2 separate regions of the Homo sapiens genome follow, and region 2 is linked to region 1. Evidence: chromatin contacts called from ENCODE Hi-C data. All regions are on one chromosome and are shown on one strand. The core of a region is the stretch at or near the end of the contact, and the rest is flanking DNA. Distances in the headings are between cores, read along the strand shown. Region 1 holds the start of NXT2 (nuclear transport factor 2 like export factor 2). Region 2 has its middle 50 kb from the start of ACSL4.

Region 1 (6,989 bases), core at 3,055-5,554:
AAAAAGCCAAATAACCCAATTTTAAAAGTAAACAAAAAAAATCTAAATAGACATTTCTTCAAAGAAGATATACAAATGGACAATAAGTTCATGAAAAGATGCTCAATATCATTAGGTATCAGGGAAATGCAAATCAAAACCACAATGCCCACTAAGATGGCTGTAATAAAAAATACAGACAATAACAAGTGTTGGTAAAGATGTCAAGAAATTGGAACCCTCATGCATTGCTGGCAGAAATGTAAAATGTTGTAACCACTGTGGAAAGCAGGTTGACAGTTCCTTAAAACATTAAACATAAATTACAATATGAATTAGCAATTCCACCCCTAGGTATCTAGGATACGTCAATACAAAAACTTGTACACGAATGTTCCTAGAAACGTTGTTTATAACAGCCAAAAAGTAGAAACCATCCAAATGTCCATCAATGGATGGATGAATAAATAAAATGTGTTATACTCATACCATGGAATATTATTCTGCAATTAAAAAGAATGAAATGTTCATACATGCTACAACACAGATGAATCTTGAAAATATTCTGCTAAGTGAAAGAAGCCAGACACAGAGGACCACATAATGTAGGATTACATTTATATGAAATGTCCAGAATAGGCAAATACATAGAGACAGGAAGTAGATTGGTGGTTGCTAGGAGCTGGGGTAAAAAGGGAAGTGGGAAAGAGGTTTCTCTTCGAGGTGTTAAAAATGTTTTAAAGTTGTGCAGTGATGCTTGAATAACTGTAAATATACTAAAAACCACTGAATTGGTTTTTAAATTAGTGAATTGTATATGTGAATTATATCTCAATTAAACTTTTTTTTAAAAGCACTATTTGATGTGAACACTATGGTTACCAATTAAGGAGCTCAGAGGAAGGAGTTGACTGCTCAGATCACTTCCCTGGTTGTTCTAGATTAGTTCTTCTCAAGTCTTGAGCAAGGCAAAGATTCAGATGGGGATGTTGGTAATTCCCAACAACATTAATTCCATTAGGTTTACACTTGATCAGAAGATCTGGCTGCACAGCACAGCCTCATTTAATCCTACCTGACACAATTTATTGCTCCTTACAGTCTGTTATCCCAGGGTCACCAGCCATCTCCTAAACTGTGCAGATAGATGCCTCTCAATACCTCATATGTTATCTAATCTGGACCCGCCTCATACTCTCAAATAAGTGGCTGCCTAATTTCCTCTGCCATGGGTAGGAAAATAATGCTCCTCAAGCAGGAACTATATGACAGGCACTGACTCATTTAATTCCTAAAGCAATGCTGTGAAATATGTACTAATATCATTTCCATTTTACAGATCGGGAGTATGAGTCATGGAATGGTAATTTTGCCAAGGTCACAAAACTAGTCAGTAGCATGATTAGGATTTGAGCCCAGACTGGTGCCAACAACAATGTGCTCAATCAAAATGCTATGCTGTGTTCCAAGAAAAGCTCTTTCACACCCTTCCTAGTCATTCTTCCCAAGTTTTATACATTTGCAGTTATCTAGTGAAGAGCAACTCCGTGTCTTATTCACTTTGTTTCCATTTGCATCCCTCCCCCTCCATCCAACATAGTTTTCATATCTTTAAATTCACTGCTCTGACAACCAGAGCCCATCATTGGTTTCTATATTATCAGTTTACCCAGTCTCCTACCTTTGTAGCACAATGTAGCAATTTCCACTTTGTAGCACAAAATTCTGTGCAAAAATTCAGTGCAAAACTGAGCTCCCCTCCACCTCTAACTCAGCTGTCCCTTTCCAGTACTTCAACCCTCCCATATTTTTCAACACTATTTCCCACACCAATAGCCATTCTCATAGCCATTAAAGAGCTCACAACAGTTGGGGTTCAGGGGACATGAAATGAGGGAAGACTTCATAGGGAAGATCGCACCTGTTCTGGTCCCTGAAGGGCAGGTAGAAATGGAGGGAACATTCCAAAATAAGAATATATAAGTAAATGCATGAATAGCCAAGTGTCTAAAAGCAGACTTTGGGATTTGAAAGTTTGGGACTGAAATCCCAGGTCCACTAGCTGTATCATCTTAACCAATTTACTTAACTTCTTTAAACTTAAGTTTAAATTTTTAAAAATCTAGATAATAATGTCTGCCTTTCTGGGGGTTGTGAGGATTGAATGAAATCATATAAAACACAATCTCTCAATCAAGAAAAACAATCACCAATGAAGTAGTAAACATCAGTCATTCTTGGCAAACAGTAGTAGTTAACTTTGCCAGTGTTGGTGAATTTGGGAGAATAGCCTGGGAAAATAAATTCAGATCAGACCAAGGTAGGTATTTAAAGATTATGAGAATTTGGAAGAAAATAGACAATAGAGTTATCAAAGTTTGTGTGGGAGGAGAGAATGAGAGGGGGAATGAGAGGGGGAAAGAGAGAGAAGTGGGGGTGAGAGAGGGAGGAGAGAATGAGATGGGGAAAGTGAGAGAAGTGTGGGGGAGAAAGGGAGGGAGAGAGCCAAGAAGAGCGAGGGAGAAAAACGAAGAGGGTTAGCCGGACGTGGTGGCTGGCGCCTGCAGTCCCAGCTACTCTCCTCGGGAGGCTGAGGCAAGGGAATTACTTGAACCCGGGCGGCGGAGGTTGGCAGCGAGCCAACATCATGCCACTGCACTCCAGCCTGGGCCACAGAGTGAGACTCTGTCTCTAAAAAAAAGAAGAAGAGGAGGAGGAGGAGGAGGAGGGGAGGGGAGGGGAAGAGGGAGAAGGGTTGCTATAGGGAATGGTCAGAACTAAGCAAGTTACTTAGTATTTCTTTGTAACTCAATGTTATGTTTATTGTCTAGCACTCTCATTACACTTTGAGCCTCACAAGGATTCGAAACATGCCTATTTTATTCACCACTCTATATACAGAGCCTTGCACAATCTTTGGCACATAGTGAATACTTGATAAATATTTATTGAATGAATTATGATGAGGAGGAGAGCGGAACCAAAAAAATAAAGATTCCGAGAATTCAAGATAGGTGACTGGGAGAATATAAAAGTTTGGAAGTGCGGAGGAAATAATGAGTTTAAATTTTGGACGTACAAGTTTGAGAAGCCTATAGTGCAGTCACGTTCATGTTTAGCAAAATTATTATGTGTAATTGGAGCTCAGATAAGGGGTGGGGGCTTGGGATAGGTTGTTGAGATTCATTAGCATACGAGTAGCAATTTAGATCACCCTGAAGAAGGGAGGCTTTAAAAGGGGGGATGCACCGGAAGTGACGCCAGTCAGAGGTTAACGGAAAACGGAAGCTGGCTGGCTGAGAAGAAGCTTCCGTTAGTCCTACCTTGAAGAGAAAAGAGCCAGATAAAGAGAAAGATTAAAAGTATGAGAAAATACAGAAGCCACTGGTCTCAGGGAGACAGAGAAGGATACCAAAGAAGAAGTAACTATTATGAGGGGCCACACACCAGCCACTCAAGGTAAAACTACGACATCTAATTAATTTGCCATTTAAATCAGAAGTCATTGGCGGCTTTGGGATGAGAGGTTTTTAAGGGGTGTTGGGGAGCAAAGCCACATTGCCATGACAGTTATATTGCTTGAGTTTGAATCTCAACTAGTTTGTGACCGTAGGCAGATTTTACAGTCTTAGCTGTAAAATGAAGATGATAAAATAATAGCAATTACCTCAGCATTGTTATAATAAGTGAATATATGTAAAACTGATTAGAAAAGCACCTTACATATAGTCAGCACTCGACATTTTAGTTATTGTTAGAATACCTTGCAGAATAAATAGCCCTTAAAAGATGGTGAATAGCACTGTAAACTTAATTTTTGTTGGTGTCCGTGAGACATTTTAAAATGCCAGAATGGAGAAACCAGATGAACTTTTCCTGTTCAATGTGGCTGGGTTAAAATGAAATAGTAATTTTAGGCATACTGCCAAAACGTAGTAATTCAGTGAGGATGATCCTTCCAGAACGTTCCAGAATGCTAAATTGTTCACTAGTCACGCACGCCTTTCCCCAAGCTCTGCCCACTTATCCTATAGGCTACGGAATAGTAGGTCTCCTCGCATTTCTAATTGGTCTTCAGAGGGCTTTGGCTCCGCCTCCTGGGGCAAAAAAGTCCCTGTAATTGAACACTTTCATTTTTGCTTGTCCCCAGGCTTGTCGTTAGAAAAGTAGGGGACTTTCCTGTTGAGTATCATGTTTACAAAAGCAAAGTGGCTTTTAAATTTTAAACTAAGTATCAAACAAGTAGATAAGGTGGATGGGAGGGATCTTCAGGAACTGAAGGGAAGTGGAACTTAAGGTTGGAACATCGGTGTGCTTTTAACGACGGACCGAGCTACTTCCGGGAGAGAATGGGAGGGTGGAAAATTTTGTGCGTTTGGCGGGTTTCGCTCTCTTCATAAGTATTGATCATTCCGCAGCCCTGCGGACCGGACACGTGAGGAGGTAGTGACGCCGACACTGCCAGAACACACTGCTACAAGGTCCCAGATGGCCACGTCTCTGGTGAGTGCCTGGGCCGTGGCAGGACGGCTGGGCGCCGGACTCCAGTGGCTGAGAGGAGGGATTCCGGGGCGGTCTGGCTGCTGCTCACGTGGATAGGTGACGAATCACGTCCCGGCTCTCTGCACTGCGGGGCGGGGCCCACGCTTTGCTGCCCGCCCTGCCGGCCCCACCCCCAGCCTGGTTAGCAGTCGCTTTCTGATCCCGGAAAGGACCCTGAGCTGGGAAATAGCGAGAGGCGGGGATGTTGGGGTTTGTTGTTTATGGCTTGCAGTTTCTTTCTCTCGATTATCTTCCTCTCTAAAAATCACTTTCAGTCACCTGACAAAGAAACTGGCGATTCATTGTTCTTAATTTAGTAATAGACTGGGCCCCGTACATGAATGAGAAGGAAGGTATTCCTTAATTCTCCGGCACGAACGCCAACAGCGTTGCTTTCTTCGGTGTCACAGTTCTTAGGCAAACAGCAGTGAATATTTACGCAATGTGGGAAAGTTTCCTAAGTGGAGCTGCCGGTTTTTCAAGTAGTTGAACTACTTTCGTGTGTGTGTGTGTGTGTGTGTGTGTGTGTTTCCCATTCATCAACTTTGGAGTTTGGCTCTAACACCTCACTTGAAAACAGAAAACAATTTCCTAGCTTATTCAGTGGCAGTTTTTGCCGCTCTCTCTCCTTTTCTAAGGTTCAGGTGGTGTCATTTTCATTGCCGTGAATGTTTGTAAAATATTGAAAGTCTAAAGTGCTTAGTTGCCAAGAAAAGATTATAAATTTATATGTGGAGACTGAAAAAGACTCAGATTCATTGAGAAGATTATGTCCTAAAGACATGCACTTAAAATTAGTGAAAAATTTTAAAATTGCAAACTTCAGAGTCCGGCCTTTAAAATGTCTGAATTTATATGAAAGAATGTGGACTGTATATAGAGCTACATAGTGGTTGAAATAAATCATCAGCTTCTGTCAGTGGTTTTGTGTTTGTGAGGGGTTGAAAAGGTTGGTAATCTATACTTCTGGAATTTTTCTTGTAGGATTTTAAAACTTATGTAGATCAGGCATGTAGAGCTGCTGAGGAGTTTGTCAATATTTACTATGAGACAATGGATAAAAGAAGACGGGTGAGTGTTATAGACTCTACTACTCTTTATAGACTACTACTCTTTATTAAATACCAGGTTGTGTCTGGAGCCAGCGTTTCATCTGACTTGCATAAGTGGTAACTGTGGATTTACTCTTTAAAAGCAAATTGCTCAGGGAAGGATTGGTATGGCATTAGTGGGAACATGGGCTCTGGAATCATATCCCAGGTTTACTTTTACCTAGTTCTTTGACCTGGAGCAAGTTGCCATTTTCCCTTAACCTCATTTTATTTTCAGGTTGGTAAGTATGAATTAATTAAAATACCGCACTTAACATTAGGCCCAGCATATTTTCTTAAATATGTTTCCTTTTCTTAGTTCCATCAATTAACCAATATGGTTAAGGTATTATTAGTGCTAATGAAGGGGTGGGTCATTACGGGGAATATTTCCTGATTCGCCCCTTTTATTTCATATATTTATAGATAATTTCTGATCATGGCTCAAAAGTATAGCTTACACCCACAAAAAGTATGCATGTAGCATGGATAATATTAAGTCCTCAACAGACCGAGATTTCATCAGCTTTTTCATTGCAACTTATCCCTGCACCATATCTTTTACGTAATTATGTCAGTATGTGGTCAAGTGAGTCTTGCCTAGGTCTCTTACCAGCATAGAACTGTGCTTTGGAGAACTACTTCTGTCCTGCAGCTGCAAAAGTTAATACCCTATCTCTAAAAACCTATTTTTTATATAAAACCCATTTATTAAGCATAGGATTTTATATATATATATACTTTAAGTTCTGGGATACATGTGCAGAATGTGCAGGTTTGTTACATAGGTATACACGTGCCAAGGTGGTTTGCTGCACCCATCAACCCGTCATCTACATTAGGTATTTCTCCTAATGCTATCCCTCCTCTAGCCCCCCACCCCCTGACAGGCCCAGGTGTGTGATGTTCCCTTCCCTGTGTCCATGTGTTCTCATTATTCAACTCCTACTTATGAGTGAAAACATAACTGTGTTTGGTTTTCTGTCCCTGTGTTAGTTTGCTGAGAATGATGGTTTCCAACTTCATCCATGTCCCTGCAAAGAACAGGAACTCATCCTTTTTTATGGCTGCATAGTATTCCATGGTGTATATGTGCCACATTTTCTTTATCCAGTCTAACATTGATGGGCATTTGGGTTGGTTCCAAGTCTTTGCTATTGTGAATAGTGCCACAATAAACATATGTGTGCATGTGTCTTTATAGTAGAATCATTTATAATACTTTGGGTATATACCCAGTAATGGGATTGCTGGGTCAAATGGTATTTCTGGTTCTAGTTCCTTGAAAAATGGCCACACTGTCTTCTATAATGGTTGAACTAATTTACATTCCCACCCACAGTGTAAAAGCATTCCTATTTCTCCACATCCTCTCCA
Region 2 (6,287 bases), core at 2,041-4,540, 250 kb after region 1:
TATTGGCAGAAAAAGAAATGCCATCTCACTTAAGAATGTCCTTGATTAAGCAGAAGAAGTTATAATTATTATTCATTAAAATGCTATTTAACACACAATGGGTTGTTTTTTATTTTTAAATAATCTACCAAATATTTTTAAATGTCTTAGTTTTAATTTCTAACTTGATAAGTATAGATAGTTATAGCACATAAACAAAATATCTTTTGGGTCCCTAATAATGTTTAAGGGTACTAAGGACTCCTTAGACCAAAATGTTTGAGAACTACTGCTCTCTTAGTTTTCCAAACATCACTCTTTTCAATTATGGGTTGTATGCAGACTTTTCACTTCACTAGGTCTAGCTATTCTTCATGACTTCTCAAAAATAGTGACTAAGACCTCTAAAACAAACTTCTAAAACTCCTTAAATGCTATCCTTTGTGTTCGACCAGTTTGTTTCACCTCATGCTCTCTTAGCATGGTGTTTTAGAAAGAGCCACCCAGACTTTCCAGAATTTGGGTGTAGTGGGCTGCAATACTTGGTGTTTTTGTCTACCTCACACACATTCTTCTTTGTCCAGTAACATCATCCCTTTCCCTTTGAAGAACTCTTTCCCCATTCGTTGTCTTCCAGGTGAAGCTGGCAATCATGGTGCACTCGCCCTTACCCGACTACAAGGGTGGGCACATGATTCAGGCCTGTTCCAACCATAGTGAGGCAGGAAAATAGGGTCTGGAGGCAGGGAACATAAGGCCAATTCACACTTCAGCTATGACAGGAAATATCCTCTCCATAGGGTGTAGGCCAAGTTAACTTTGTAACTTTACTTCATCCTCTTCATTTACATAGGACATACCCCAAGTAACCAATGGAATCCTGGAGAGGGTATTTAAACTCTTACAAATTCTGCAACAGGGCCCTTGAGCCCCTATGCTTAGGCTAGCTCCCGCACTGTGGAGTGTACTTTCATTTTCAATAAATCCCTTCATTCCTTCCTTGTTTTTTTGTGTGTTTTGTCCAATTTTTTGTTCAAGACACCAAGAACCTGGACACCCTCCACTGGTGACAGTAGCACTGCACCTCTTGGGAAACAGTGATTGGTCCAAGAGAGAGATTTCATGATCTAAGCTAAGTGAATTTGAGTCTTACCCAAAAGTGTCTGAAGTAAAGGTAGCCCTCACTTTGATCATGAATCGTAAGGGTACATGAGTAGGCTACCACCCACCATCTTTCTCACCATATATAGGGAGACTGTCTACAGAGTGAATCCAAGCAGAGACAAGAAAAAATAAAGATGAGTAGAGAGAATGTTCTGGCAATTTTGAATCCTTATTAAAATCTCTGAACCCCAGGTTTCTGGCAACACTTTCTCCATTCAGTTCTGCCAGGTACCATGTAGTCATGTGAAAAAATTCCCTTTTGTACTAAAGTCACCCTTCTAGTTGAAAGAGTTTGGCATACTACATTTGAGGAACTTATTTAATCTTCTGACTTTAGTTTCCTTGTGAGAATATCATCAACTCCCTCACCACACAGGTTGAGGGGATTTAATAATACAATATTTAAACACAATGAAAACTATAAATCATTATATGAGTGTTGCATACAATAAATATTTTCTCTCTACATCCAAGTAGTATGGTGGTTAGCCTCTGTTTTCCAGCAATCATTTTTAGATCACTAAATATACTCATCCCAAATCCTTGGGCCCAAGAATAGCTTAAAAAATCATTAAATTTCCTCTGGAAGTCAAGTTAGATTTAGGAACACTTTCTACCATAGTTACCCTATCTGGAGGGCTCACCCTGCACCTAGGCAGTTTGGTTTGGATTAATTCTCAGAGAACTTCAGAATATCCAGACCCAAAAGAGAAGTGGCAGGCTGGGGGCAGGGTGGGGGCGGCGGGGGGGATGGAGGGAGAGAGAGAGAAGAGTATTAAAACCATTGACTCTTCCTTACTAAGAAGGTTCAAACAACCAAAAATAAATAAGACTAGAAAGACTTCAGGGGATTGTCACATGTTAACCAAAAGGATTCCTACACAAATAAATGCCACTTACTACAAAGCATAAATAAATGAACCCCATCTCCCCCGCAAAAAACCTAAGTTGTGGGAGAAACAAAGCCAGGTGCATCACTGTGGCATATGGAATTTGGGGTGTAGATGGGGACTAAATGCCATGGGAGCATTAGTGATTTTGACAGTGCACTCAGCAGCTCTAGGTTTCAAAGGTATTTTAGCCAAGTATTTTCTCACTGCGGCCTAAGCCATCCAAGGACACTGCTGAATCCAAGAATGAGAACCAAGATTTTCTCATTCGCTAGTGGCTTGCTACGCTGTGCCGTTTTAGAAAATGACACAAGGAAATGTGATGCCTCCTGGGGAACATTCTTTGGTTCTGCCTTATCAGTAGACTGACTTCCTCCTCAAGCGAATCTTCTAACATTTCTCATTGTCTCTGTAACTACATTTGATTATGTGACTACAGAGAGCACAATTTCCCAGGTGAGGCTTCCCACCAACAAGTGGATCATTTCGACGTGAATGAATGATAAACCACACAGCAAGAGGGCGAGAGCAGCAGCAGAGTCATTGAATTTCAATTGTTAAAATAGCAATCCTCCCTACCCATTTCAAAAAAATCCAAGGACAGTGAGACAGGCATTTGCAGTTTATATTCCAGGTAAATATGCATCATTTTTACTCATTAGATGAGGAACAAAATAGCTTTTAACTTTGAACAAGGACTTGAGAATTAACATTCTTTGTTTCATTTTCAATTCTGCCAAGGACCTGCCAGATGGCCATGTTTCTGGAGGTGGAAGGATGTCTTACTCATCACTCAGCTTACTTTTTAATATAACAATCTAACAAACCTCCATCCGTTCTAGTAGCCTTTATGGCCTCTTCCCTGCCCCGCACACACCCACCATTGGTGAGAAATCATGGGGCCTCATAATTGTTAAATTCAGAGATGAACATAATATATCACCAGTTGATGCTCTGAATTCACAACCACCCTCTCCCCTGCAAATGTAGTTGAGCCTACTCCTTCTGTTAAAAACCAAATTGAACCTCTGAGAAATTTGGTTTGCCTTTCTCAATAGACAGTATTCCCTTTACAACTACACAGGAATAGACTTTGCAGCAACTTGAAGTAAATTTAGAACATGAAACTTGTAGCTTTACCAGACTAAACTGGAAAAAATGAAGTCAGTTCGGTTCACCACAGAGAATGAAACTCAGTACCCTAGTGAGGCCGGAGGCAATGCTCTAAACAGCCCCCGTGACCCAAACTGCCTCAGTTTTGGCCCTACAGCCTGAACAGACCAGAGCGGTGAGAGTGAATTGGATTTTTATGAGCTCTGCCTTAATGAAAAGTAGATTTGCTTGATATGGGGAAACAATCGGTTAATGTTCTATGCCATTCAGGTGTAGGTTTATTATTACTTTTTTTATAATCAAAAGAAGTGGATTTAGCTGGAACTGGAAAATTGCATAATAGGAAACGCCAAGATAGGGGTGGAGGTTAGAACAGTTAGCCACGTCTCTGACAAGTATAAATCTTTGCTTAACCCTGTTACAAGGCCATTTGGCACACTTTGCTTCCTGATCCAACTCAGCAGGTACATTCCAGGCTCCAGGGCACCCCCAACCGAACCCTCCCAACTCCAAGTTTTTCCAGTACTTTGAATGCCTTCCAGGCCTTCTTCTTTTATAGGAAACATAACCGAGATTTTAGGAGGCAGTATTTAGCAACACTAGCTTTGCAAATGTTCACAGAGACATAGACAGTGATCTTACTGAGGCTAGACCTTTGACTATGACTATTTAGCTTATGTGGGATCTAGAACTTATCTGGAAAAGTCATGTTTGTATCTCAAGGATGAACCAATAGAGCCTTGAAAGCAAAAGTCTTCAAGCCCCTTGCTTTACTTGTACAGATTTGGTCAGCTTCTGGGTGAAAGAAAACACAAAGACCAATTGCCCAAATTATTAGAAGATAATACAATCTGACTCATTTAAAGAACACGGTATGGAAATATTTATTTGTACCCATTGAGGTACAAACATTAAGCAGAAGTGTACCTCCCAACATGTATATTGGTCCAGAATAATAATAACAGTTGTTGACACTTTCAAGAGGCTCAACATAGACAAGTGCTTTAGACAAATTCCTATTTAATCCTTATACCGACCCTATGAGGCAAGTATTGACTTCACCACTCATTCACTGGGAATTGAAAGTCTGTTAGTAGAACCTGTACGCTTAACCACTGTGTCCCATTTTTAGAGGACAATGATGAAGATTCTGTGAACTTAAATTAACTAGATCTATCATACTAAAAGTGTGTGCTACAGACCAGTGCTGGTCTGTGACGAGATTAGTCAGAGACTGAGAGTTAGAGTTTTTAAAAATGTATAGCAATGTAACAGAATATTCTTGTCTGTTGAACCTAATTATTTAAAAAAATTGAGCTTGTATTTTTACAACTTTGATTTTTATTAAATATCATTTTATAATAATTTATTTGTATTATTTTTAAAAGAAAGTATCAGTCTATGACAGATTGGAATTTTATTTGAAAGAAAGGAAAACTGTTCCTTCACTATAAATAGTTTGGGAAGCACTGGACTAAATAATATATCTTAGTGATGACCATTGGAGAAAGGAAAATGGAAGATAGTGAAGTTTGACCTTCTTCATGAGGTTCATGGGGGTTTTCTGTCTTTCTTATCAGCCATCTCCACTTCTTTCTGATAAATCTACTCATTTCTCTGTTGGGTTTTAAGAGATCAGTAACATCCCCTTTCCTCTTTCTAATTTAAAAGCAACTGAGACACGAACACCAGAATCAGATAGCAGCTCAAAATGTCAGTTATAAAACTGAACTGGCGGACGTAGCTGAGAATGTGCAACCTCAGCAGTCTTTCTAATACCTCCCTCACCTCTGAATTAGGGAGCCTCATACACCTATTCACCAAATTTAATCTCTCAGAAATTTGGGACAAGATTCTGAGAAAATTAGGAAACAGAGAGACAAGCTAAGGCCTGCCTCACAAGCTAACAGCGGACCACAATAAAATCCTTAGAAAGACTACTTGAAAATGGCAGAGCATTCTCAATTTATTCTCAAAAACTCATTACTCAGATAAGTCTTTCTTCACTCGGTAGGATGTAATGGAGGGGCACGGAGAGAGACTATGTCCCTCTAGTGTATTCCCTCAAGGACATGCAAGGCTAAGGGAATGTTGGTTCCCCTAAGTTGTCATTTAACCATTTATTTAATTCCCACCTCTGAATATTCTACAAAAGCACACCCAACCCAATTCCACTAGCTTTTTCTCCCATCATTTAAACAGCTCTTGAAATCCATCACCACAAGACAAGCCTTGAAAAAGTGGCAGTAATTCCTTGTTCTAGCTCCTTTGCTCAACTCTGGTAAATGCACTTTCCCTCCTATTTGCACTCAATGAAAATATGTAATTTACTAAATTAATGTAAGTTATTAATTTTTCACATTCTACATGTGTTTACTATACTTCTACCACGGAATTGTCTACACCATTATAAATCCCATGTTGGCAGGAGACCATGCACGTGTTTACTCATTTGCTACAGCTCAGTGCACCAATAGGTATTTAATGACTGCTTTAATCCCAAGGATGATGAAGATGCAAATGGCAGTAAAAACATCTCTCTTGGCTATTTGCATTTAGCCCTTAACCCTGGATGATAAACCAGGTTTCCCACTTTCACTCTTGTTTTCTGGTAATACCTGATTTGCAACTTTGATTCCAGAGCATCAGTTCTCAGCCAAATGCCTTTCAACAACATACTAATATTAGGAAAATTAAATGTCTCTTATACAATACGTGACTTGGCTTTGTGAAACTCAGTTATTCTATGAAGTAATTTTTTTTCTTTTTTGATATGGTCTCGCTCTGTTACCCAGGCTGCAGTGTAGTAGTGCAATCTCACCTGACTGCAGCCTCAACCTCCTGGGCTCAAGAGATCCTCCCACCTCAGCCTCCCAAGTAGCTAGGACTACAGGCATGTGTCACCAGGCCTGGCTAATTTTCATATTTTTTGTAGAGACAGGGTTTTGTCATTTTGCCCAGGCTGGTCTTGAACTCCTGGGTTCAAGCAATCCTCCTGCCTCAGCCACCCAAGGTGCTGGGATTATAGGTGTGAGCAACGGTGCCTGGCTGGAGTAATTCTTAATGTATTTGTATTATTGGATACTGTTGTAGGGACATCACAACTTTGTGGTACATTCAAGTTTTTCTTCTTATGCTTCC

The links. A loop is a pair of places that touch in the nucleus more often than their neighbours do. Pooled maps may share reads with other maps.
Region 2: a loop to region 1 is called in a pooled map, with 18 times the contacts of the local background. The contact joins the enhancer-like site here to the promoter of NXT2 in region 1. A Hi-C loop is called at or near these places in 4 of 37 single-sample maps with no recorded cell type and 10 of 50 pooled maps.

What each region holds. Positions count from the first base shown.
Region 1 is chrX:109,532,540-109,539,528 of GRCh38, forward strand. It overlaps NXT2 (nuclear transport factor 2 like export factor 2), which reads left to right and starts at 4,305. Exons shown (of 4, transcript NM_001242617.2): 1 at 4,305-4,482; 2 at 5,506-5,592. The coding sequence starts at 4,468. RefSeq lists enhancers at 4,286-4,485, 4,776-4,835 and a silencer at 4,616-4,665.
Region 2 is chrX:109,780,348-109,786,634 of GRCh38, forward strand. No RefSeq gene overlaps it. Among named protein-coding and RNA genes, the nearest start is that of ACSL4, 50 kb to the left of the region's middle. Within about 2 kb of position 3,291, at least 2 of the 41 ENCODE cell types and tissues checked have a DNase peak (open chromatin) inside an H3K27ac peak, as active enhancers do.